Regions from separate parts of the Mus musculus genome. Here regions 2 and 3 are each linked to region 1. A link is a loop called in an ENCODE intact Hi-C map of the cell type or tissue named here. Cell type or tissue: heart. All regions are shown on one strand. Each heading gives the region's core, and the rest is flanking DNA. Links, peaks and the distances in the headings are about the cores only. Region 1 overlaps Txndc11 (thioredoxin domain containing 11). Region 2 overlaps Litaf (LPS-induced TN factor). Region 3 has its middle 35 kb from the start of Gm21859.

The links. A loop is a pair of places that touch in the nucleus more often than their neighbours do. Peaks named below come from ENCODE experiments on the same cell type or tissue, not always from the same donor. Only the 100,000 strongest peaks of a DNase experiment are listed, where the experiment ranks them.
Region 2: a loop joins it to region 1, with 1.9 times the contacts of the local background. A loop is called at or near these places in 3 of 42 quality-filtered maps.
Region 3: it touches region 1 in a loop (2.0-fold over the local background); 3 of 42 quality-filtered maps call a loop at or near these places.

The regions. Positions count from the first base shown.
Region 1 is chr16:11,104,989-11,113,395 of GRCm38, reverse strand. All of the region lies in intron 4 of Txndc11 (thioredoxin domain containing 11), which reads left to right. Among named protein-coding and RNA genes, the nearest start is that of Txndc11, 25 kb to the left of the region's middle. In heart, for the core only: a CTCF peak has its summit at 3,955 (motif pointing right); no DNase peak of the experiment used is centred there.
Region 2 is chr16:10,966,475-10,974,881 of GRCm38, reverse strand. It overlaps Litaf (LPS-induced TN factor), which reads left to right. Exons shown (of 4, transcript NM_019980.2): 2 at 8,233-8,407. The coding sequence starts at 8,238. Among named protein-coding and RNA genes, the nearest start is that of Litaf, 22 kb to the left of the region's middle. In heart, for the core only: a CTCF peak has its summit at 4,750 (motif pointing left); DNase peaks (open chromatin) are centred at 751 and 5,281; H3K27ac peaks cover 663 bases.
Region 3 is chr16:10,945,901-10,954,307 of GRCm38, reverse strand. No RefSeq gene overlaps it. Among named protein-coding and RNA genes, the nearest start is that of Gm21859, 35 kb to the right of the region's middle. In heart, for the core only: a CTCF peak has its summit at 2,521 (motif pointing left); DNase peaks (open chromatin) are centred at 2,537 and 3,587; H3K27ac peaks cover 467 bases.

The sequences.
Region 1 (8,407 bases), core at 202-8,201:
TTCAGCTTTGGTTTTGTTGTTTATTTTGAGGCAGGGTTTAAGTCTAGCCCAGACTGGCTTCAAACTTGCTGTGTAACAAAAGATGACTTTGAATTTATGGATCCTTCTGCCTCCACCTCTGTGGTTCTGGGCTTATAGGGCAGGCATCAACACACCTAATATATGTTGGGCTGGACATTATCCCAAGGCTTCCTGAACCTTAGGCAAGCACTCTGCCAACTAAATTACATCTTTACCCCTCTGCTGCATTGATTTTTTTTTTCTTTTAAAATATATTATATTTAAAACTGGGCAGTGGTGGTCAATGCCCTTATTCCCAGTACTTGGGAGGCAGAGGCAGGTGAATCTCTTTGAGTTCAAGGCTTTCGTGGTCTACCTACTGTGTTCCAGGCCACCCTGGGGTCTCAAAAAAACCAAAACAACAAAAAAAATCCATGTGTATGGTTTTGTGTGTGTGTGTGTGTGTGTGTGTGTGAGAGAGAGAGAGAGAGAGAGAGAGAGAGAGAGAGAGAGAGACAGACAGACAGACAGACAGACAGACACAGAGAAAGAGAGGGGTGAGAGGTGGTGGTGTCAGTGTCACACAGGTAGAAACTTGCAACATGCACATATGGCTGTCCAAGGCCATCTTTGGAAATGAGTCCTCTTCCTCCATCATGAATTTAAAGGATGAAACCAAGGGCGGGAGTTTTGTGGACTAAATGCTTTCTTGAGCCTGTTGTTGGCTCATTCTGCTTCATTTCTTACAGAGGGCACATGTCATAGGTAAAGGGCTTAGCTGACTTCTCTAAATATTTGGCTAGACAATCCCTCTGGTACTCTTGCCTTCAGTGGTGTTTAAAGGTTAGAAAGAGTTTTCAGAAGGTTCACATATTTCTGGTCAAGGAAGTATTATTTTGTCTCATGTTTTTGAGATGATGGTCTGTGTTGCCCAGACTGGCTCTGAAGATCCTCCTTCCTCAGCCTCTCTAATAACTAGGACCACACAAGAAAGTAGTAACTCGGAGATGTTACAAGTCCTTTTTAGTGTCCACACTTCAGTCTTCATTCTTCTTGAGTTTCATGTGTTTAGCAAATTGTATCTTATATCTTGGGTATCCTAGGTTTGGGGCTAATATCCACTTTTCAGTGAGTACATATTGTGTGAGTTCCTTTGTGAATGTGTTACCTCACTCAGGATGATGCCCTCCAGGTCCAGGGACACTATGCCCCTCCTTAGAATTGGGAACAAAACACCCATGGAAGGAGTTACAGAGACAAAATTTGGAGCTGAGATGAAAGGATGGACCATGTAGAGACTGCCATATCCAGGGATCCACCCCATAATCAGCATCCAAACGCTGACACCATTGCATACACTAGCAAGATTTTATCGAAAGGACCCAGATGTAGCTGTCTCTTGTGAGACTATGCCGGGGCCTAGCAAACACAGAAGTGGATGCTCACAGTCAGCTAATGGATGGATCACAGGGCTCCCAATGGAGGAGCTAGAGAAAGAACCCAAGGAGCTAAAGGGATCTGCAACCCTATAGGTGGAACAACATTATGAACTAACCAGTACCCCGGAGCTCTTGACTCTAGCTGCATATGTATCAAAAGATGGCCTAGTCGGCCATCACTGGAGAGGCCCATTGGACACGCAAACTTTATATGCCCCAGTACAGGGGAACGCCAGGGCCAAAAAGGGGGAGTGGGTGGGTAGGGGAGTGGGGGTGGGTGGGTATGGGGGACTTTTGGTATAGCATTGGAAATGTAAATGAGCTAAATACCTAATAAAAAATAAAATAAAAAAAAAAACAAGTCCTTTTTATTTATTGCTTCAGTGTTGCTAGTGTATCTGTACCAAAGAGAGAAAGGTGTACAAATTCTTGGTGTTTTCTCTTGCATCCTTAGTATTTGCATTTCAGTGATACCGTCTAAGTGTTGGCATGGCCCTCCTGTGTGGTTCACCAGTGTGGAACCCACTTATGTAGAGTGATGTACCTCAGTAATTTAGTCTTCTTTGAAGCAGTAAACAAATGAGTGTTAGCCAGAGGGGACTTGAATTTTAAAGACTTCTGTTGTCTTGAACATAACCTGCTTTCTCCTAGAAGCTATGAATGACATTTGTGTGTTTGTGACATCTTTGTTAGACTTTTAAAAAAAATTATGTGTATGAGTGTTTTGCCTTCATGAATATCTGTGTACCATGTACATGCAATTCTTGTGCATGCCAGAGAAGGTGTTGGTCTCACAGGGCTGGAAATATAGGTGGTTGTGAGCTACCATGTTGTAAATCAAACCTGGGTTCTCAGATTTGTCATAGTGGCAGCTTTATTGATTTGCTATGACCACTGTAGGTGTATTTGTAACATAGGTCCTCTGTACAAATCAAGAAGCCAGGTAAGCCAGGAGTGGTGGTGCATGCCTTCTGTCTCCCAAGTGCTGAGATTAAAAGGCATGCCAGGCAATATTTAGTTTCTTTATGGCACTTAAAATCCCTTTCCTTCCTTTCTCCCTCCCTCCCTCCCTCCCTCCCTCCCTCCCTCCCTCCCTTCTTCTCTTCTTCTCTTCTTCCCTTCCTCCCTTCCTCCCTTCCATCCTTCTTTTTTTTTATGACAAAGATTCAGAAGGTGTTGGCTTTTTAATTTGGCTATAATTTTATTTGTTTTTATGAAAGACAAAAGACAAGGCCATGGCTATCAGTGCATATTAAAGCAACAGTTTGCTATTTCTGGTTACTGAGTCAGGATTTATTATGCAGAATGGGAGTGACCTATGTATGATAATCACAAAACTGAGATTGTAGGATCTTAGAATTTTCTTCCTAGATATGCACTAGCATAATGCTAACTTGAACCTCATGTGTGTAGCTAGGAACTGCAGTGAACTTTCCCAGGGGCACAATAGAGGAAGATGAGAGCTTCAAGTAAGTCATGTCCATACAAGCATATTAGACTGTGCTTCTTCCAGTTCCTCCTGCTGTAGCTCAGACAGCTCTTCTTGCCGACTTGTTTATAGACAGGCAGATGTGGTCAGACAGAATGTGGGTCCTAGTTATTTTAATGGTCTTGAAGTTGATTGAAAAAGGAGTAAGACAGTAAGTAAGATGAAATTTCCACAGGTTTTATGTCTTCTAATTTTAATGGGGTTTTGTTGTTGGTTTTGTTTTGATTTTTTTTTTAAGGTATTGTCTCTTCGGTGTTGGTAGCTTCCCTATCAAATGCTTTATTTTTAAATCACATCTGATTTAAATCATCTGATTTTTACCTTGCAACCTACCTACCAAATGCCAATAAATAGTACTGTTATTTAGAACTTTTATCTTATATTTGTGCCAAAATAGTTCCTAAACCTTTTTGTGAATTTCTGTAATTTACTTAAGATGAATTATTTAGCACATATCTATTAATTTAGTCTTATGATAAACTAAGTTGTTTTAAAATTAAGCAGGATGTAAAAAGGCCTAGGAATCTTGGAGGGAGCGGGTTAAGTAGGGTGTTGATAAATTGTTAGGTGAGAGAAAACCTGAGATTTTTGCCGGAAAAACTTCAATGCCCAGCTTCTAATATCATAGTGCTTTTATTCACAAGTCTGTCTGAGTGTTGAGCAAGTATGCAGCATTTCTGTCAGTTCATAGTTTATACTGCTGTGACTAAGAAGGCTTTATTATGAGTTAAAATCAAGGCAGAATGGTTTTAAGTGCCGGTAAGTAAACGTGCATGAAGGGGGCTGGAGAGATGGCCAAGAGGGTAAAAGCACAGGCTGCTCTTCAGAGTGCTCTGGTTCCATTCTCTGTGTCCAGCTGGTGATTCTCAACTGTTGGTACCTCCAGTTCCAGGGCATCTGATCCCTTCAGGCACCAGGCATACATGTAGTTCACATGCATGCATATAGGCACTCACAGACATATATGTCAGAAAAGAAAATTGTGGAAAAAGGGGGGAAATCTTTAAAGAAACACATCAAGGTAATTGCTAATTAGGCCACTAGAGGGTGTGTGCTATCTGCCAAAATCTACTCTAGTTGAAAATGGTGCCTGCATCCCTAACAGCTGTGTTGCAGGAGGTATGAGGATTTGCTGACCTAAACAGCTACTAAGAGTCTACATCGTGGCCAGGGGTGGTGGCGCACACAAGAAGAACAAAGACCAAAGTGTGGACACTTTGCCCCTTCTTAGAATTAGGAACAAAACACCCATGGAAGGAGTTACAGAGACAAAGTTGGAGCTGAGACGAAAGGATGGACCATCTAGAGACTGCCATATCTGGGGATCCATCCCATAATCAGCCTCCAAACGCTGACACCATTGCATACACTAGCAAGCGTTTGCTGAAAGGACCCTGATATAGCTGTCTCTTGTGAGACTATGCCGGGGCCTGGCAAACACAGAAGTGGATGCTCACAGTCAGCTATTGGATGGATCACAGGGCCCCCAATGGAGGAGGTAGAGAAAGTAACCAAGGAGCTAAATGGATCTGCAACCCTATAGGTGGAACAACAATATGAGCTAACCAGTACCCCCCGGAGCTCATGTCTCTAGCTGCATATGTATCAGAAGATGGCCTAGTTGGCCATCAGTGGAAAGAGAGGCCCATTGGTCGTGCAAACTTTATCTGCCTCAGTACAGGGGAACGCCAGGGCCAAGAAGTGGGAGTGGGTGGGTGGGGGAGCGTGTGGGGGACTTTTGGGATAGCATTGGAAATGTAAATGAAATAAATACCTAATTAAAAAAAAAGAAAAAAAAAGAAATATGTGTAGCTAATTTATGTTATTTTTTAAATAATGACATAGCTTCTGTTGAAGAGACATTGCAAGTTTGGTGAACTGTAGATTTTGCTTTACCTACAGCATGACCAGAGTTGTTTCATTATTTTGAAGTATTAATATTAGGTTATGTTATCAAGCATACCAGTTCTCACAACTCAGTACAGACTGCCACAGAATTGTATCTTAGCTAGCACTTAGGATAGACTATACCTGTTACAATTTATTTTAAATTTTTTTATTTTTAGTTATGTGCATTTGGAATGGCATACACACATAAATACAGGTGCTTTCAGAGGCCAGAAGAAGGTGTTGGAGGCCCTGGAGCCTGAGTTACAGGCAGTTGTAAAGTGCCCAGCGTGGGTGCTGGGAACTGAGCTCAGTTCCACTGCAAGAACAGTGTATTCTCTTAACTGCTGAGCTGACTTTGCCATCTCACAGGTTGTGTTTTAAATAGGTAGTATTTTAGAGTTTATTCAACTTTTAATCACCTCATACAGTGTGAAGCTTCAGTTCTTCATTGCTTTGACAGTGAAGAATGAAATGATTTTTGCTGTGTTCGCCATTGTAGTGTTTGGTGAGTTTCCTTGCTCAGACTACTTACTCGACAGTTTCAATGTCAGTTCCTCTGAAGACAGAGGTTCCTTCATCCAGACAGTATGTGCTGCAGCAGTAGAACTGGGAGTGTAGACATGAGTTAGAGGGTTTGCCTACTACACACAAAAGCCCTGGCTTTGATCCCACCACTGTCAAAAACTAAAACTTGCTGCAGTGAGAATAAACTTTATACGTACATGCTTTCAAAGGGCACTGCAAATAGTCCAGGAGTTTTTCATTTTCAAAGATTTAGTGTGGAAGCTGGTAAAGACTGTTCAGTGGGTAAAGGCACTTGTCCCCAAGCCTGACAATCTGAATTTGATCTGTGCTCATATATCAGAGAGAACTGACTCCTCTCTAAGTATTGTCTTCTGACCCCAAATGTCACCACAGCATGTAGACACTCACTCATATGTAATCAATAATTGCCATTAGAAAGAAAAGATTTAGTTGAGATTTCCCTTGAATCAGAGCTTGTATTCTGCATATGTTCATTTTATACATATGTAATTGCATGCACTCATGGATATAGATAACATACCTATGTCATAATACACAACCATTTCCATGAACCTCTCTAAGGTAATGTGATGTGGGAGGAGAGATAAAATTCACATGGAACATTTACTTATTAATATTTGGAACTATTTTACTCCATTGGCTTTGGCTTAGGAGAGTGATCAGAAATTAAAGAAGTTTAAATGAGTCGTTGTAATAGTTTTTATTTTTGGACAGCATTAACAGTTCCTAGAATTTCTGAAAGGTTGTCTTATGTTCATGATAGGAAAGCTTATTCTGTTGTGGAATGGCTGGAAATCCTTAAGAAGGTAAATGTGCTCTGGTGTAACTCTATTATAGGCTGGCTTGTTTAAGGAGTTCTGAAGGAGTAGGACAAAAACAAAAACAAAAACAAACCATTAGTTGCCAGTGTTTGCTTTTGTACTGGGGCTGGTGTTGCATGGGAGAGTGTGTCCTTACCCATGTAGGAGGTGCTGGGTTCCATCTCCAGTACTGCAAATGACATGAAACAACAGCTTCCTTATTTCTTCAGTTTGAGAATAGGCTATTTGCTAGATTTTTTTCTGGATGTTAGGATTAAACATTTCATCTTAGGGTTTGGTTTTGTTTTCCAGAGGAAGACTAGTTGACTTAATTGAATCTAGAGAGTTAACCAAATAGTTTAGCTTGAAAAGAAGAATCTTCAGTATAGACCAGAAACGTCCTCTTTCGTGCAGCATACTATTGGGAGGGATGTTGGGGGACCCGGTGGATTTTCTGTTGTCTGAAACAGTTTCCTGCAAGCCAGGCTGGCCTCAAACTCATACATAATAACTTGGAACTGGGGCTGGAGAGATGGCTCAGAGGCTAAGAGCACTGACTGCTCTTCCAGAGGTTCTGAGTTCAATTCCTAGCAACCACATGGTGGCTCACTGACCCATGCTACCATCTCGCCAGTAAAACGCACGCAGGCCACTCGGATCCTTCTGCAGTACAGCTTTAATACATCTCGAGAGATAGATGATCAGCTTCAGGAGAGGAGACCCAGAGAGCAGAAACCCTTCCCTTTTATAGGCTGCGAAAAAAACGGTTGGAGATGTGCACCACTGGGATTGGCTGCCCACTATCAGTCAGTTAACGCCACGAGAAAGGCAGGGCTCGGGTAATGGAACGATACCCTGACGCCTGCGCACATTTTACTACGAGCAAGGGATGTCAGCGCCATCTTGTAACAGCGACTGTGAGGGCGGCTACTCACATCTCCCCCTTTTCTTTTATTTTAGAAGCAACAGGCCACCCAGTACTGAGAGTGGAGATAGAGGTCAAATCCCCAGTGTGCAAGCATAGGGGCCTTACACAAAACCTCCTCCCAGGCTCGTCACCCGGAGGGGTTTTGGTCCGCTCCCGTGTCGTTTTTCCTGGGGGAAGGACACTTGGACACTCAACCTTCGTCAGCGCCATCTAGGCGACTGTGAGGGTGGCTCCTCACAGCTCACAACCATCTGTAATGAGATCCAATACCCTCTTCTGGTGTGTCTGAAGATTGACAATGTACTCATTCATATACATAAAATAAATAAATCTTTTTTTAAAACGGCAATGTGGAACTCTTTATCTCTTGTTTTTACCACCATGCTGGGCCTTTTCTTTGCTTATTAATTTTATTTTTACTCTTTTTTATTTTTTTGTGAGAAGGTCTCACTGTGTAACCCTGGCTGGTCTTCAAACTCACTATGTAGAACAGGCTGGCATACTGTCTGCCTTCTGAAGGCTGGAATTATGGGCTTGAGCCACCATGACTGGTTATCATTGGTTTTAAATATTATCAACATATGAAATTTCTGTGTCAAATTTTTGAATCCATTTTTCCCTAAGTATCTGTCTTTCTAGTTACCTATAAGAGCATGGTGCTGAGGGCACCAGAGCTAAAGGGCTCATCTGTATCAGACTAATGCCTATAAGTAAGCTTTTCCTTCACTGTTACCATGTGAAGAATTAGCACTGCTTCCAGTAAGAAACCATTGCTTGCATGATCACCACAAGGCCATATATTTAGCTCCTGGAGCCTGGGCTTGAGCTTAAGTCTTCTGACTATAGCTCTATCATTCATCCCTCAAGGATCTCTAACTGCTAGGGTCTTTAGGCAGATGTGATTGTCACAGAACCAAACCAGACAGGGGTGCTGTGACACCTCAAAGACAGCAAGCAAAGCAGATGTATGGTAGGGAACAGCTAATTGTTTTGGCATATGGAAGGGCTATTCTGTGCTAAGCTTACAGGAGTAGATTAAGCAGATGGATTGAGTTTGAGGATAGTGGAGGAGGGCCAGAGTTTCTTTGTAGCTAACCTGACCAGAGAAGGCCTTGCCATTCAGTGGTATTGGATGTGGAGAAAAAGAAGGGACCAGGTTACAGGTGAGGCCAAATATAACCTGATTTCTACCAAAGGGAGAAAGTGATTTTAGAGAGGAAGTGACTGATAGTGAAACCCAAGAAAGATACAAATACAATGATGTTACTGGTCTAATATAACCAGAGTACTGGTTAATACTGATACAATATACCCA
Region 2 (8,407 bases), core at 306-8,305, 140 kb after region 1:
AAGACAGTCAGCAAGGAAGACACTGAGTGCTGCTCCTCAAGGGGGGTCGCCTTGTGCTTCTCTGGCTCATCGGTGCCATATAGAAATAAGTTTCTAAGATGAGACCTCATTGTGCAGATGCTGGGTATCGTTTATCTCCACTCTATCTGGTGAGGCAGGGGCTTTCATAGAATTCAGAGCTGCCAGCTGACTAGAATGGCCGGCCGTGGCCCTCTGGGCTTGCCCCTTTCTCCAGCTGCTCAGTGCTGGGTTTCCAGGTGCCTGGCCCCACACCTGCATTTTTATGTGGGTGCTGGGGATCAGAACTCAGGGCCTCATGCTTACGTGGAAAGGAACTTACAGACCAGCAGAGCCATCTGTATAGCAGCTCCTTAGTGTTTTTGCAACAGAGACTCACTGTGTAGTCCGACCTAGCTTTGAATTGTTGATCCTCTTGTCTCTACTGTCTGAGTGAGAGGTTACAGGCATGTGCTAGCATGCCTCGAAGAGTTAACTATTTAAAGCCAACAGCAGGCAGCTCTTCATAGCTTCACAGTGTTGTGTAACTGTCACCTCTGTCTCAGAGCCCCCACCTCCCTCCTGTGCCATCATCCAGTCCCTGGTCACAGTCAGGGACTGTGCTTTCCATGTCTGCCGACTTTCCTGTCTGGGCATTTGGCATCAATAGGACTGGAGGGAAGCCTTTTGTGCCTGGACTCTCTAGAGCAGAATAATTTTTAGGATCATTACAAGCTGTGGCTGGGAGCCCGGTGACCTGGTGGCCTCTTGGCCTTTGGCAGCCTTCTCTTTAGCTATAAACTGGGGCTCAGGCTGAACTCTATGAGGACAGCCAGGCTGCCTCAATCCACATGGGCCGGCTGTGGGCCCAGGCCCAGAAGAAGACTTAGCGTTTGTGGGAATAACTGACTCTCCTGGACTCTCAGGGAATTCTTGAGTTGTTGGAACAATTCCTTAGAAATAACTCTGACTGAACACGGGGTGTCTATAACCTGACATTCGCTGATCTTAAAGATCTAAAGATCACTGGGCCCGATAGTGCGGCTTCTTCCCAGGATTTTGGGGGTGTTTTCCTCCTTAGCAGCATTACCTACCTATGTTTTCTCCTTAGGAGATGAGGGGCCCCAGATCCTTTATCTTTTCATCTCTGAAGCAGGTGGAGAGGTGACAGCCCTATGAAGTTTGCATCTCCCCACCGCCAGCCAATATGGAACCCTGTTTTGGAAGGGGCAGATAATTTTTGATTAAAAGTGCTTGGTAATAAAATAGTTGAAATCTATACTTGTCAAGGAATTTTTATATCATGTATGAGTGTGTGGAAGTCTTAATTTACCATACAAAACCCTTTCTTTACTAAGAATAAGTGTTGTGTGTTAGAGTGTCAGAGAAAGCAGTGGTCTCTTGCCAGTCAAACTTGGGGTTATTGCCTACACTTATTTTCTTGTGAGTTTGGTTTGGGAGCAACCTGTGCAAATCAGGCTGCTGCTGCTGCTGCTGCTGCTGCTGCTGCCTCTCCAGGCTGGAGGAGCTTTGGTAAGGTGTGAAGAGCTCTGGAGTCCATGGATGTGGTTCTAGCCTCAGCCTCTCACCTCTGACTTGTGATGAGCAGCTCAGCCTCTCTGAGCCCATTTGTTCAGGTGTGAATTGGAATGACCGTGATCATAATGTTCTTGTCTCGGTGAGTCACATATAGAGCGAATTAGTCTACTAAGTAACGTAAGAGGCTAGAGGTGGAAACCAGGGCCTTAGCAGTCACAGCCCAAGTGCTGTCCCCCGACCTCCACCTCAATTTATTTTTTAGGTTTCTTCTTGTTGTTGAGACATGGTATCCTGGAATGCACTCTGTAGACCAGGATGGCTTTGAACTCAGAGATCCATCTGCCTCTTCCTCCCTAGTGCTAGGATTAAAGGCATGCGCCACCACTGCCCAAACCAAAACCCCATCTTAGTGTATTTGTGAATCCAGGCGTGTGGTGGGTCCGTGAGAGATGAGTACTGTAATAGATTTGGTGAAGGCAGAATATTAATGCTCAAAGTAAATGCCTAGCAAGGATCAGTTAGCAAAGTGCTTGCTGCATGAAAATGAGGGCTTAAGTTTGGATCCCCAGAGTCTGTACATGGGCACAGGCACCTGCAGGTATGAACAGATGTGCACACACACAAAATAAACAGCACTGTCCAGTGCCACCTGGCACCCCTTCTTGCTTCTTGGGCTGAGCACACAGTATTTTTAGTGGTAGACACCCAAAACGTAGGTCTGGAGGACCTGGCTGTGATAGATTGACCGAGTGACAGGGTGGAAGCAGACGCCAGCCAGCTCAGTTGTGCTTGTCCCCAGAGCAGTGGACGGGAATGCTCTGCAGTATCTGTTACCACAGGTGGGCTGTAAACTGTCCTGGGAGGGCCTGGCCTTGGCAGGGAGGGACTGGGCCAGATTCCATCAGTGAATGGTTAACTTTGTGTTGGGAGGGTTCCATCTGTGACAAGAACCCTCTCTGGCTAAGGGACATGCTGGCCTTGAGCGCGCTAGGGGAGTGACAAAGGGTGACCCTGTGAAAACAAAGTCTTAACTATTGCTATAGTGTGTGGCCCTCAAACTCACCTCTGCCCAGCAAAATCTCAGTTCTTGATTGTAGTTTCTCTTGTTAGGCAGAAATTAAGTTAAATTTAAATTAATGAATTGAGTTAAACATAATTTAATTATTCTGCCTGGGATAGATGGAGCTGTGCTAATGAAAACAAGCCCGAGAGACCTTTCTCTGTAGCAGGCTCGGGTGGAGCCTGTGTCTCCCAGACATGGTCCTGCAGGCCACAAATGGCTATCAATTTGTCCCATCCTGTCCTGTGTATCACTGAAGTTGCCATCTTCCCCAAAGCAGATCATCGAGGCCCTGCTGCAGGGGGTCTGGGATTCTGAGTGCTAGATTGATATAGGCCAGGGTTATTCTCACAGCTGGTCCACACTCTAGTTCTGTTCTTGCTTGTCTGCAGTTGGTTGCCTAACCCACAGAACCTTCCACAGCAAGCTAACACAGATCCTGGGTTCAAACATGCAAAACTTATTCAAGGCAGCCACAGCAGGGACACTGTACCAAACTTCCTAATGTTACAGCCTCATGTCATGGTGACACCTCAATCAGGAAATTATTTTTGTTGCTATGTCATAATTACAATTTTACTGTTGTTTTGGATCATACTGTAAATCTGTGTTTTCTGATGGTCTTCGGTGACCCCTGTGAAAAGGTCACTCTGCTCTCCAAAGTCACGACTCCTACAGGCTGAGAACCACTGCTCTGGCTCTCCTGAAAACAGCAGGACTTGGAGTGTTTCGGCAGCTGGTCTTGCAATCCCCCCAAGCCTCTGGGCTCCATTTCCCACCTTTAAAAAATAGGCTTGGGGGGCTGGAGAGATGGCTCAGTGATTAAGAGCACCATCTGCTCTTCCAGAGGTCCTGAATTCAATTCCCAGCAACCACATGGTGGCTCACAACCATCTGTAATGGGATCTGATGCCCTCTTCTGGTGTGTCTGAAGACAGCGATAATGTACTCACATACATTAAAATAAATACATCTTTTTTTTTTTTTTTTTTTTTAAGGCTTGGAGTTAGGTGGTGACACACTCTTTGGAGTTAGGTGGTGACACCCCTTAAGCTCATCATTTGACAGGGGGCTATGTGAGTTTCAGGCCAGCCAGTGCAACATAGTGAGGCCCTGTCTTTAAACCAACCAACAAACAAACAAACAAACAAACAAAAGATTTGAGACTGCCAGGTCCTGGTCAGTTTTTGCAAGGATTCTGAGGTCTAGGTTTGGAACTAGCTAAGGCTAGAGAAGTCTTTCTGAGATGGCGAGGACAACCACCTCTAGCTCCTTGTGTTCCCTTGGTGAATGCTGGGGTAAGATGAGTCTGGATGAACAATTGAAAGATCTTAGTGGCAAAGTTAAACAGTGGGGAGGAAGGAGAGGGACAGCTGGATACTCCTTTATTTCCTCCACAAAGCTCCCAGTAACTATGGCAACTGGATTTTGTCAGGATCACCTGACTTGACTTGTATGACCACTCAGCTGCCCAAGACCACCAAATAGATGTTACAAGGCCGGACTTTCTTCAAACAAACAAACAAACAAAAAGCTAATTAATTTTGTGAGGGATAAGGCACACTCACCTCATGGCTTGCTTTGGTATAGAGGTCAAAGGACAGCTTGCAGGAATCAGTTCTCTTTCCCTACCATGTGGGTGGAAGCTGTCTGAGCCATTTTGCTGGCCCTTGCTTTCTCTATCTCCGTGTCTCTGTCTCTGTCTCTGTCTCTCTCTTAGGAATTATAAATGTTTGTTTGTGTCTGTTGGAGCCCACAGCCTGAGAGACTGTTCATCTGCTCCAGAAGATTCGGTCAGAGCTCGTGAAGATGGCTCAGTTAGCGAGCTGTGTGTTGGGGTGGGAGGTAGGGCCTTACTCTCAGGGCCAGGACAGTGCAGGATCAAACCAGTCAGTCAGTTCTTTTGAAACTGGTATTAAAGCCAGGCCTGGTGGCACAAAGCTGTAATTCCAGCACTGGGGAGCTGAGGAGGTGGCAGGTCAGGTGTTCTAGGTCAGCCTGGTCTATACTGAAGTCTTCTCTTAAGATAAGCAAAACCTTGGGGCTGGTGAGATGGCTCAGTGGCCAAGAGCACTGACTGCTCTTCCAGAGGTCATGAGTTCAATTCCCAGCAACCACATGGTGGCTCACAGGAGGGATGTGATGCCCTCTTCAGGCAGTCAGCTATATGTGCAGCAGAGCACTTATGCATTAAATAAATACAATTTAAAAAAAAGAAGATGCCAGGCAGTGCTGGTGCATGCCTTTAATCCCAGCACTTGGGAGGCAGAGGCAGGTGGATTTCTGAGTTCAAGGCCAGCCTGGTCTACCGAGTGAATTCCAGGACAGCCAGGGCTACACAGAGAAAGAAACCCTGTCTCCACCCCCCCCCCAGAAAAAAAAAGATAATCAAACCCCCAAATGCAGGTGCTAGGGTGACTACTGTATGAAGCCATCTTAGCTGGTGCCTCTAGGCCATTTCACAACACCTTTTCTTGTCCCTCCCCTGCCAGGTGCAATTTCAGGATTCCTGAACACACCAGTTTTCTGATCTTGTAATTTTCACATGGGCCCTCAGTTTTCATAGTAAATCTAGGAAGTGTGGCTGGCTGTTCATGGAACAGGAAAGGACGGTTTGTCCTTCACATCTGCCTCTCTCATGGCGGAGGATGATTTCAGTTCCTGCTGAGCAGTAGCGGCCTTCTTCCTCTTGTCAGGAGTTTCTGCAAGCTGGGTCAGTGCTAGAAGCAGAGGGGATGGGGTAGGCTATCTCCCGGAGACATCAGCTGGTTTTGGGGGTGAGCTTTGCCTGCCTGCGGCAAATGTCTCTCTGCATTTCCTTTCCTGTCAGGAAACCCACAGTGCACCTCAAACTGTTTTTGGGTCCTGTATAATTTCTTTTGTTGGTGTGTGTGTGTATGTTTCTAGCTCTGAAGTGGGTTTTACAGCATGTTCCTGTCATCTTCTGAACCCACCCCCCTACCTCACCCCACCCCCGTTTTTAATTCTGGAGATCTTGGTGCGCCTTCTCCAGACACCTCTGCATGTGGTCGGGACTTCATTTTTTCTGCTGGGAAGGGAGCCATGTGGGTAGCTCACTTTAAGCTCTTCCATAGCTACGATTTGAAGAAGACACTGGTGGAGCCGGAGTTAATTCTATATGTAACTAGTACCTTTGAACATAGAGCCAGTGTTTAAGTAAGTGATGGGGACTGTCTTGCATCAGTTGTGTAGTAAGCTTTTAAAATCTAGGCTTTATTTTATGTAACGACCTATCTGATGTGGTATGTTAACTTTAAAGGATTTATTTATGCACTGGGAGTCGCACGCCGTAGTGTGCGTATGGGGGGAGGGGAGCTGGAGAGCAGCTTTGTGGAAGTCAGGTGTTTTTACCAAGTGGGTCTTGAGGACTGAGTTCAGGCGGTTAGTTCTGACAGGAGCACCTTTACCCACTGAGCCACCTTACTGGCTGGCTGTCTTGGCATTTCTTGATGTTGATTTACCAAGCCCCCCAACCCGTGTCCTTACTCACTTTGAAATGCTAGTCTAAATCCCCAGGGACTCCTCTCCTTGGGGTCCAGTGGAGTTTCCTTGAAGGACTCTGGCCTTCTCTCTGTAGAGGCCCACTCTTTGCTTCCCACACATTCCAGAACAGGACTGATCTCTGGGTGGAGGTACTAGGACTGCCCGGGCCTGGTACCATGGCCCACTGCCCTCAGTCCTGGCTGCCTGTGTCCTGAGACAGGCTTATATAGCTCTCTTCTAAAGCCACAGAGCCTGTTGTGCCTGCTTGGGAAATAGCCACACGAAAGCCAGCCCTGTGCCGCATGACTGCTGAGCATCAGCCATTCAGGGCACAGCCTGGATCCCGGAATATAAGTTCCAGGCAGGCAGCAGCTCTGCCAAGGGCAGAAAAACTCTATGCCTTCATGGAAGCCACTGTGTCCCTAGCTGCCCTGGGACTCCACCTTGCAAATGAGAAATTTTGTGATTGGGGTTTACTTTGGGACCTTTAAGAGACAGGCTCTTGCTGTGTATCTCAAACTGGCCAACAACGACCCTAAACTTCGGATCCTCCTGCCTGCCTCTCAACCTTGTGAGTGTTGACATTACAAATATTTGCCACCATATCCAGTTTTTGAAATGCTGGGATCAATCCAGGGCCTCACGCACACTGGCAAGTGCTCCCAGCTGAGCCACATCTCCAGCTGATATACTTCTTGTTAAGATTAAAAACATGTCTATGTGAGTTTTGCCTTCATAGATGTGTGCATCACACGTGTGCTCTACCTGCAGATGCCAAAAGAAACCTGTAGTTACAACGTAATTCTGAGCCCCATGTGGCGTGGGCCATCTGCTTTACAGGGAGGGCGGCTTAGGGCTGGGCCGGTGGTTCTGCGGTTACAAAAATACACATTTCTCCTCCAGGGACAACATGAGATTGGGTCCCATCATCCATGGCAAGTGGCTCAAAACTGTCACTATAGCTCCAGGGCATCTATGACCTCTTCTGGCACTTCATGTTCTCTCTCTCTCTCTCTCTCTCTTTCTCTGGCACTTCATGTTCTCTCTCTCTCTCTCTGCTTTTTCTCTCTCTCCCTTTCACTTACACACACACTTACTTAAAAGTAAAGATTTTAAAAGAGGTAGATTTATTGAGCATCTTGTTATGTAGGTCAGGCTGTCCTTGAACTTGTCTCTTCCACTCCAGGGCTGAGATTACAGTGTGGGGCACTGTGCCCTGAACATAGTTACTTTGTAAAAACAAAACAAAAACATAAATGGTCATGTATCAGTTGTACAAATTGAAATTTTGTATTTTTAGTATTCGATTTTTATATTCAATTTGTAAATGCAAATTGAAAAAACCCCCCATGTAACCAGCCAGCCCTATGTGACGAAAGAAAATGGCCAATCTTAAAATACCCTCTCCTACTCCTTCTAGAGCTCTCTCTCCTGGTATCTAAGGCCGGGTCTTGCTCACACCTTGCCCATATTTGACATGTAAATACTGCTGTCCTTTCTGCAGGTTAGTGAAAACCACATTGATTGAACAAGAAATGTTGGGTTCTGCTGGGTTCTGAGTGTGTGGGCTAAAGGGATAGTCTCCTCAGATGCAGCTCGTACCTCCCCCTGGGTCTCTAGGTTCCGGTTATTTGGGGCACAATAGCTTCCTTTTTTTTTTTTTTTTTTTGGTTTTTCGAGACAGGGTTTCTCTGTGTAGCCCTGGTTGTCCTGGAACTCACTCTGTACACCAGGCTGGCCTCGAACTCAGAAATCTGTTTGCCTCTGCCTCCCAAGGGCTGGGATTAAAGGCGTGCGCCACCACACCCGGCAATAGCTTACTTTTTACCTGTACTTGAAAGTCCCTTTTGAAGGTGATAATTTCCTTGACTGTTCTGTTTGGCAGATTGGAGGTTGAAAACTTGGGCCATAGGGGAAGGGTGCAGGGAATATGGCTGCCTTCTTTCTCCCCTCCCGCTTTGGTGGTGTTTATGACAGTCTTAGGAAGTCTGGGATGGTCTCTAACACTTGTTCCATAGCTGAGGATGATCTTGGTCTGCCTCCACCTCCCCAGTACTCCATCCAGCATGGGCCATTCCCCCACTTTCTGGGTCAAGAGAATTTCTTATGGGTGTCTTCTATTTTTGTTTTAGGTAAAATGTCGGCTCCAGGACCTTACCAAGCAGCTGCAGGCCCTTCAGTAGTGCCCACCGCACCCCCAACCTATGAAGAAACAGTGGGTGTCAACAGTTACTACCCAACGCCCCCAGCACCTATGCCGGGACCAGCCACAGGGCTCATTACAGGCCCAGATGGGAAGGGAATGAA
Region 3 (8,407 bases), core at 288-8,287, 160 kb after region 1:
GTCTGAGTGAGCCTTATCTATCACTCGTGTGTTAGTGGCAGTCTCTTTATCTTTGACAGGCTTGTGCTTTTTAGGACCTGCTGCTCTCTGTATGTGCTGCCCAGAAGGAAACGAATATGCACATTCCATTTGCTGGTAAATGATGGCTTCACAGTATTTTGTTTGTTTTGAGAGGGTCTCGCGTAGCCCCAGCTGTCCTCAGATTCACTACATCTCAGGATAACATAAGCCTCCACCTCCCCGCTGCTGTCATTACAGACATGCTCACTAGCCTTTATCTAGTGCTGGGCACAGAACCCAGAACTTCACGCACGCTAGGCAAGCAGCATCGACTACACCTGATCCGACATAGCTTAGTGCCCTTCTTATATTCTTTTGAAATTCTGGGTGATGGTGGGTGGGCGGGCGCATTTGCAGATGGAAATTATCATTAACAAGCTGATCAAGTGGGGCTTGGTGAGGCACACCTATCATTCCTGAACATCAGAGGTGGAGGCAGAAAGATCAGGATTTTCAGGCTAGCCTGACCTGTAGTGAGACCCCCCATCTCAAAACCAAAAGAGAGCCCTCCAAAATAAATGAGCTTGCCAAACTACCCAGTGTGGCTGTGCCGACACATGTGCTGTACACACGCCCATCCAGGGACCTGGTGGGAGCCCCGACCGGAGTGTTCTGGTCCAGAGCCCACTCCTGGGGAAGGACAGTGGGGCTTTGGATAGAAACCATGTGCTGCTTTCTGAGCTTGAGTACACAGTGCCAGTGGCTTCTTGAGGTCAGAGTGCATAGCCTGGGACAGTGAAAGACAGCCAAGGATCAGGCTGGCAGTTCAAGCTCTTTTGAAAGACTTAGCATTAGGAAGGAAACAGGAGTCTTAAGCAGCGCATCCTCTTCATGTATGTGCCCCTGCGGAGAACTTTTTATGGGAGGAAGGAGGAGGGATTTTTCTATGCCTTTCTCCTGGCTTGCATTCAGCACTTGGTGACTGTCCATGCCTAGACCCCCTCCCCATGTAACATGGAGAGCCCGCAACACCAGGAGTACTGGGCACCTGGAAGTGTCCCATAGAGACGGAAGAGGAGGCGGAGCTTCTCCAGCCCACCTTGCAGTGAGGAGTCATGGGCTGTGAGTTTGCCTTCCTGCCTGCTGCCGTCTCTCAGCTGGCCTGAGGCCTTGGTTCCAGCAGGATCAGGAACCTGACCTCTGATTGGGAAAGTCTATCAGCTGGCAATGAGTAAGGGTTCACTGGTATGTTTGTGGGTGTCAGCCTGTCATTAAGAGTTTTCCCAGCACCCCACATCAGAGCAGTAGTTAGGACAGTGTGGGCTGGCTACACACTGCAGCTGTTTGGCAAGTCTCCTTACTTAATTAACAGAGGTAAATACTGCAATGCTCAGAGTTAAGTTACTGATACATGTCCAGGTGAGCCCTCCCTTCCTGAGATTGTGGACTATGATGTCAATCCTTAGACCTTGCACCTTTTTATTGTTGTATAGTATTCCACTTCATGGATTACCCAACCTGTCTATCTAGGTTCTTTTTGAGGGCTGTTTGTGTTGTTTCTAACTCTGAGTAAAAAAAAAAGCAGCTGTGGACATCCATACAGAATGAAGTTGTGTGTCTTCCCCCCCGCCCCCGTTCATTTATTGGGTGTGTGACTGTGTAGGCGCACATGTACCATGGTGTACATATAGAGGCTTAGACAGAGTACGAGCCACTTCTTTCCTTCCATCGTGTGGGTCCTGCGGACTGAACTCAGGTCATCAGGTTTGGTGGCAAGCACCTTTACAAGCTGGGTCATTTGGCTGGCCCCTTGTGTGCTTTCTCCTCTTGTGGGTAAATGCTTACAAGTGACATGCTGGTACCTAAGATAGTTGTATGCCTGTAGAGGAGCACATAGTTGCTTGCTATGAGTTGTATTGCTTTTGTGTAAATCTCTGCCCTCTCCTGTGAGCAGGGTGCTTGCTGGTCTACTGTGTCTGCTGACTGCACCATCTGTCTCCAGAGTCTGGGCCATGCTAGGCTCCTCACGTGACAGCTCCTGCTTCTGACTCCTCTCTGGCCTTTGTTCTCCATTGAACACAGGGAGGAAACACTTCGCTTATCATTTTCAGCCCTTTGGTTTTTGCCTGTGAATGAATAAACACAAAGAGATCATGAAACTTGTTTTTGACAGGCAGTGACTGTGCACACCTTTAATCCCAGTACTTGGGAGGCAGAGGCAAAGGCATCTCTGTGGGTTTGGGGCCAGTCTGGTTTACAGAGTCAGCCCTAGGACAGCAGGGCTGTGTTGTAGAGAAACCCTGTCTCAAAAAGAAAAGGAGAGAAAAGAAAAGAAAAGGAAAGAGAAAGAGGAAAAAAAAAAGAAAGAAAGGAAGAAAGAAAGCAGGTTTTCAAAGGTCATACAGTTCATTGAACAGTCAATGGAAAAGGGACAGAGCCTTCCTGCTCCTTTCTTCCCAAAGATAACAGACAAGCAGCATTTCATAAGGCAGGCCCACCAGGCTCCCGCAGCTCGAGGGCCCTCTGCTGGTGACCTTTCCCATGGGATGTCCCTGGCTCTGCACAGGAATGCTGGGGACCTGACTCAGTGGGCAGGGTGTTGCCTAGTGGGAGGGAGTCGTTGAGCTTAATTCCCAGCACTATCTGAGCAGTTCACCTAGCACTTGGGGCATGGAGGGCAGGAGGATCAGACTTTCTGGGTCAGCCTGGGCTACATAACACACACACACACACACACACACACACACACAACCCACCTCTTGTTTTTGCTTTTCTGAGACACAGAAAATATCTCCAGGGAAATTTTGATCCTCCTGCCTCAGCCTCTTGAGTCTGAGATAGTAGGCTTGCACCATCATGTTCAGAAGCAACCTTCTTGTGAGCCACTTGAGCCACTGGTGGGTCCAAGACTCCTAGCAGCTGGAGCTCCATGGTGTGGGCTGTGGAGTGTGGGCAGGCTGAAGGCATGAAACAGAAGGACGGGACACCCCTGGCTTTCTTTCATTTTTTTTTCTATAAACCTAAAATTGTGAACAAGGATATGGTCTTGGGAAAAAGTGAAAATCAAAACATAATAGCAAAGCTGGGGGTGGGAGCAGGTGGTGGGGAGATGGCTCACAGTCAGAAGCGCTCACTGCCCTTACAGAGGGGCAGGGTGTGGTTCCCAGCACCAACTCTGGGTGGCTCACAATTGCCCAAAACTACAGCTCCAGGAGATTTGGCACTAATTTCTGTGCTCTGCAGGTACCCACACATGTATTGTACATATGTGTATTTGGCTGTTTCACATAAGTGTACTCAGGAACATACACATACAAAATAGCAATCTTTAAAAAGAAACACAAAAATAAAATCAGTGTGAAACAGTATCAAACAAGAAACAAGTGCTATAGGTGTGCAGTGAGCACTTAGCTCACACGGGCAAGGCCCTGGCTTCTGTCTCCAGAACAGAGAAAATAAATTCTTAGAAGGATGTAGGCTTCTGACCCAATAGTCCCGGCCTATGTGCAGTAGGCCTGGCTCATGCTCTGGTCATTGTGCAGTGAGAGGAAGTGACGTCACGTTAGCGCCAGGAGTGTAGGCGTGGGAATAGGAAGTGGGGGCAGGGTCTGCATCAGGTGCTTGTCTGCATGAATGCTGTCCCTTATCCTGGCTCCATGGCCAGCTGACCAAGGTTTGGCCCTGTAATACTATAAACGTGAAGCGATGAGGCCGGGTGTGGAGCTCCTTTCTTGTTCTGGAATGACTGCAGAACCATGAGCTACCAATGGCTGGGAGGACGGGAGGAGGGGCCACCCTGGTGATTCTGTTGCTGCGGTGGGGCGTAGGCACCGGTTTGTAGAATGCCCACTCTGTCAACATTTCTGTGTTGCCTGGAGCCCACACAGCAGAGATGGTAGGCTTTGGCTCACTCTCCTGACTCTGGATGGGGAGAATCCAGACTATAGGCTGAGATAGACTCTCCCAGGGGAGAAGGTGGAGATGGGCCGAGGAAAGCCACCAGGGTTAAAAGAGCAAGGCCTCTTCAGCTAGAGTAGATTAAAACCCTCAGAAGCTGTGTGAGGTTGGGGGAGTGACTTACCTACTCTCTCTGAGGCCTGCTCCACCTGGGGGGGGGGGCATGGCTGAGGCACTGATGGAATTGCTCCATGTGAGGGTTTTATCAGTGCTAGCTACAGCTTCCTGGGGACAGTGTTCTTATTATTACTGTTAGGATCTGTTCTTGGAGGCCACAAGAAACTGCCCGGCACTCCCTGGCCAGCACTGTTTCAGTGTGCATGTCACCTGTAGGTGCATTTTGTGTCCCCACTAGGCATGCCACCCTTCAGACAACCTTCTGGGACTCAGCTTTCTACCTCTCCCTGAAGTCACCATGGCAAGCACCATAGGCCCCAGAAGCTGTGATTTCAGCCTTGTGGATCAGGGCTCTGGACAGTAACAATGTTTGGGATGGGAACACCACCTGTTTGAAAAGGAAGGCATATACAAAAGACCATATGCCACACTGCTTGTGTGAAATATCCAAAGGACACACCCATAAAAATAAAAATGGTGGCCAGGGCCAGAGGCCAGAGGCTCTGGATTAAAGATCTTAAGGTTTCCTTTCAAAGCAATTTAAACCTGCCTGTGTGATAGATGCACAAGGCTGTGGCAATGCTGAAGTATTGTGCACTGCATTTCTCTGTGTGTGTATGTCTGTGTGTGCATGCACACGTGCACATATGGACTTATGTCCTTATATCTGGCTCTTTTTACATTTTTATTTGTGTGTGTGTGTGTGTGTGTGTGTGTGTGTGTGTGTGTGTGTACATGACCACAGTGGCCAGAAGAGGGCTTTGATCTCCTGAAGCTAGAGTTACAGGCAATTGTGATCTGCCCAACATGGTGCAGGAATCTGGACTCTTCCCAGACCCCTTAGCTTATGAAACTGAGTTTCTTATTAAATCTGAAATTCACTACTTTGGGCTAGCCCATAGACTAGCCAGCCCGATCTGGGCTCCCCCTCCCCAGTGCTATGGTTGTAGGTGTGAGCCACATGTCTGGCTTTCATGTGGCTGGGAGTTGAACTTAGGTCCTGTCTTAGTCAGGGTTTCTATTCCTGCACAAACATCATGACCAAGGCAAGTCTTATAAAAACAACATTTCATTGGGGCTGGCTTACAGGTTCAGAGGTTCAGTCCATTATCATCAAGGTGGGAGCATGGCACAAGCAGAGCTGAGAGTTCTACTACTTCATCCAAAGGCTGCAGGTGGAAGACTGACTTCCAGGCACCTAGGGTGAGAGTATTAAGCCCACACCCACAGTGACACACCTACTCCAACCAGGTCACACCTATTCCAACAAGGCCACACCTCCAAATGGTGACACTCCCTGGTGCAAGAATATACAAGCCATCACAGCCCTCAAGCTTACCCACTTTACCCATCCACAAGCACCCACTGAGCCACTGCTCCAGCCTTGAGCTTCCCACCTTGAATGGTGGAGCTGCACTGTAGATTTCCTACCTCAACCAAGTGCTTCATGAAGACTTCGTTTGCCATGGGAGCTTTGGGACCTGGAGATCAGCAAAAAAAGGCCCATGGAGGGAAACTGAGACCAGTTTGGGGAGTACAAGGTAGATGTGATCAGTTCAGCTTTTCCCATCCTCTGGGAAAGCCCTGAGCCCCAGCACTGTGACACCACTGTCCCCAAGGCCTCATAGATCTGCCCTCATGGTCACCCTGTTGCCTCCAGCACAGGTACAGCTAAGCCAAGCGTCTGACCACAGGCCTAGCAGGTGGTGGCTCAGTAGCTTAGATGTCCTTAAGGCTACTTAATTACATGCATGAAGACAGGCATTTTTTATGTCTTATATGTTAGATTACAAAACAAACAAGCAAAATCCGCAGGGCCAGTAAGATAACTCAGTCAATAATGGAGCTTAGTGCAGAGCCTGAGCACAGTCCCCAAACTCCATCTGGCAGAACTGACTCCTGCAAAGTTGTCCTCTAACTTCCACACACATGCTGTGAAATACATGTACACACATACACACACGCATGCGCGCACACACAGACACACACACACACACACAGATGCACACAGACGCGCGCACACACAGACAGACACAGACACACTGACAGGCACACAGACACACAGACACACACACATTAAAACAGCACAGCTACAAGGTGTGAACTGCCCTGAGACCTCACTAGTTCCTAGGAGATGAGAGCCTTTGCTTCCCACAAAACAGAGCTTTTCCCCCAGTGATCTCAACCCCCCTCCTATGCCTTCCCAGGGAGCTGGTGGTATCACCACAGGCTTCTGATTGGCTGGTTTATGCCCCACCACCCCACTCCCTCTCTTTTGGTCAGGAGAAAGCAGAGCCAACTCCTCTAGGGAGTGAGCTGTGGTTTGTGGGCTCCCTGTGGAGGATGCTGCCACTGGTACGGGGGTGGGGTGTCCTGGTGCTGTTCCTGCTCTGGGCACAGGCAGGAGTGACCTTGGGCAGTAAGTAAATCTGCTGCTTTCTAAGTGGCTTGGTGAGAGCAGCCGCCCTGACCCACCCTGACCTGAAAGAGTCAGGCTCCCTCCCGGGTGTCCCTTTGTCCCTCTGACTATTTTATTTTGCTGGGAAGAGCAGAGCTAAACTTACAGGTGTACCCTCCCACCCCCTCCTCCCATCTTTTCCCTTCCCAAAGCAGGTAAGGTGGGGCCTACAGAAGTTGCTGGGGGAGGGACTAGGAGACTAGCGTGGAGAGGTCTTGTAGAAACTCTCTCAAGCTCAGGTGAAGTTCTGCAGGATGCTGAGATGGGCTTGCATGTGTGTGTTTCTCAACTGTGGAATGTTAACTTTCCCAATTTAACATTTTTAAAATGTGAAAACAGGAAGAATTAATTTTCATAAGTTTTTTAAACCCAAGATTGTCAAGATAAATATTAGAAAGCATCAAATGTCTTTGTGTCTCCATCCTTTGAAATCTAGTATACATTTTCTATTTGGTGATTTTTTTTCAACTTTTGGTTTTTTGAGACAAGGTGTCATATAGCCCAGTGTGTAGTCAGGTTCCACAGCCTGACCTTCCACCTCCTGTGTGCTGAGATTACAGGTGTACGCCTCCATACCTTTCTAGCCTTTTCAACTGGGACACTAAAGTTCTTTGAAAAGATGTGATGTCTTTAGATGGGGTGGAGGCAGGCACTGTGGTTTCCAGCATGTTCTACAATGCTTTCGTATCCAAGGTAAATGTCAGATTTTTGTTTCAATTACTTAAATTTCTCATACACCAGTGAGGGTTCGAGCGTGCAGGGGTGACAAATCAGTGGGGCGAGGGATGCTGACCATCTCCATTGGTGGCTTCCTTCTCTGAGAATCCATGAACCCTTGTTAGCTGGCTTCATGAATAAAGAGTGGTGGAACCATGTGACCATGGAAACGCAAGGCCTTTCCCTTCAGGGCTGCAGAACATACAAGGACCATTTCAGTCCTCTTCTCAGAAGTGAGTGTGAACCAGACATGCTGAAGCACACCCATTGATGCTTGAGGACTACAAGTTTCAGGCCAGCCTGGGCTACATAGGAAGACCCTGTTCCAAATAAGTAAATGGGGCCAGTGAGCTGGCTTAGAGGGAAGGCTCTCGCCATCAAGCCAGAGGGTCTGAGTTTGATCCAGGACATACATGGTACATGGGAGAATTGCTTCTGGCTAGTTGTCCTCTGGCCTCTACATATGTTGTAGTGTAGGTGCCTGCGTACACAAGTGTGCATGCTCACACACACACACACACACACACACACACACAAGCACACACATGAGCATACTTGTGTACAAACACACACACATGCACACATATGTACACATGTATATAGACACGTACACATGAGTACATGCAATCCCATGTACACACATATACAGACACAGACAGAAACACATACACATATATATGCATGCACATATACATGCATGCATATACACACATATGCACACATGCACACACACATGAATAAAAATGTAAAATAAATAAGATGCAGAACCCAGGTCTGTGTGTACCCTCACCTTTTCAGTTACTTTTCATGGATTTGTTACCAAATGAATTTTGTTCCTTGAAACTTTTTTGTGAAATGACAATGTGGTTGTTTGTTTGGTTGTTTGTTTGTTGTCTTCCCCCCGCCCCCTGAGTTGAGGACTGAACCCAAGGCCTTGCGCTTGCTAGGCAAGCACTCTACTACTGAGCTAAATCCCCAATCCCTGTTTGCTTGTTTTTTAAGTGCCTGAGAAATGGGAAGGATTCTTAGAACATGTGTTCTCAGGCTGGCTTTGTAGGGAAACAAACGGACACGCTGTCTGTCCGTCATGTATAAGCAGGAGGCAGGGCTTGTGCACAAAGAGGAACTGAATGACTGTGCATACTATGTTACATTTTG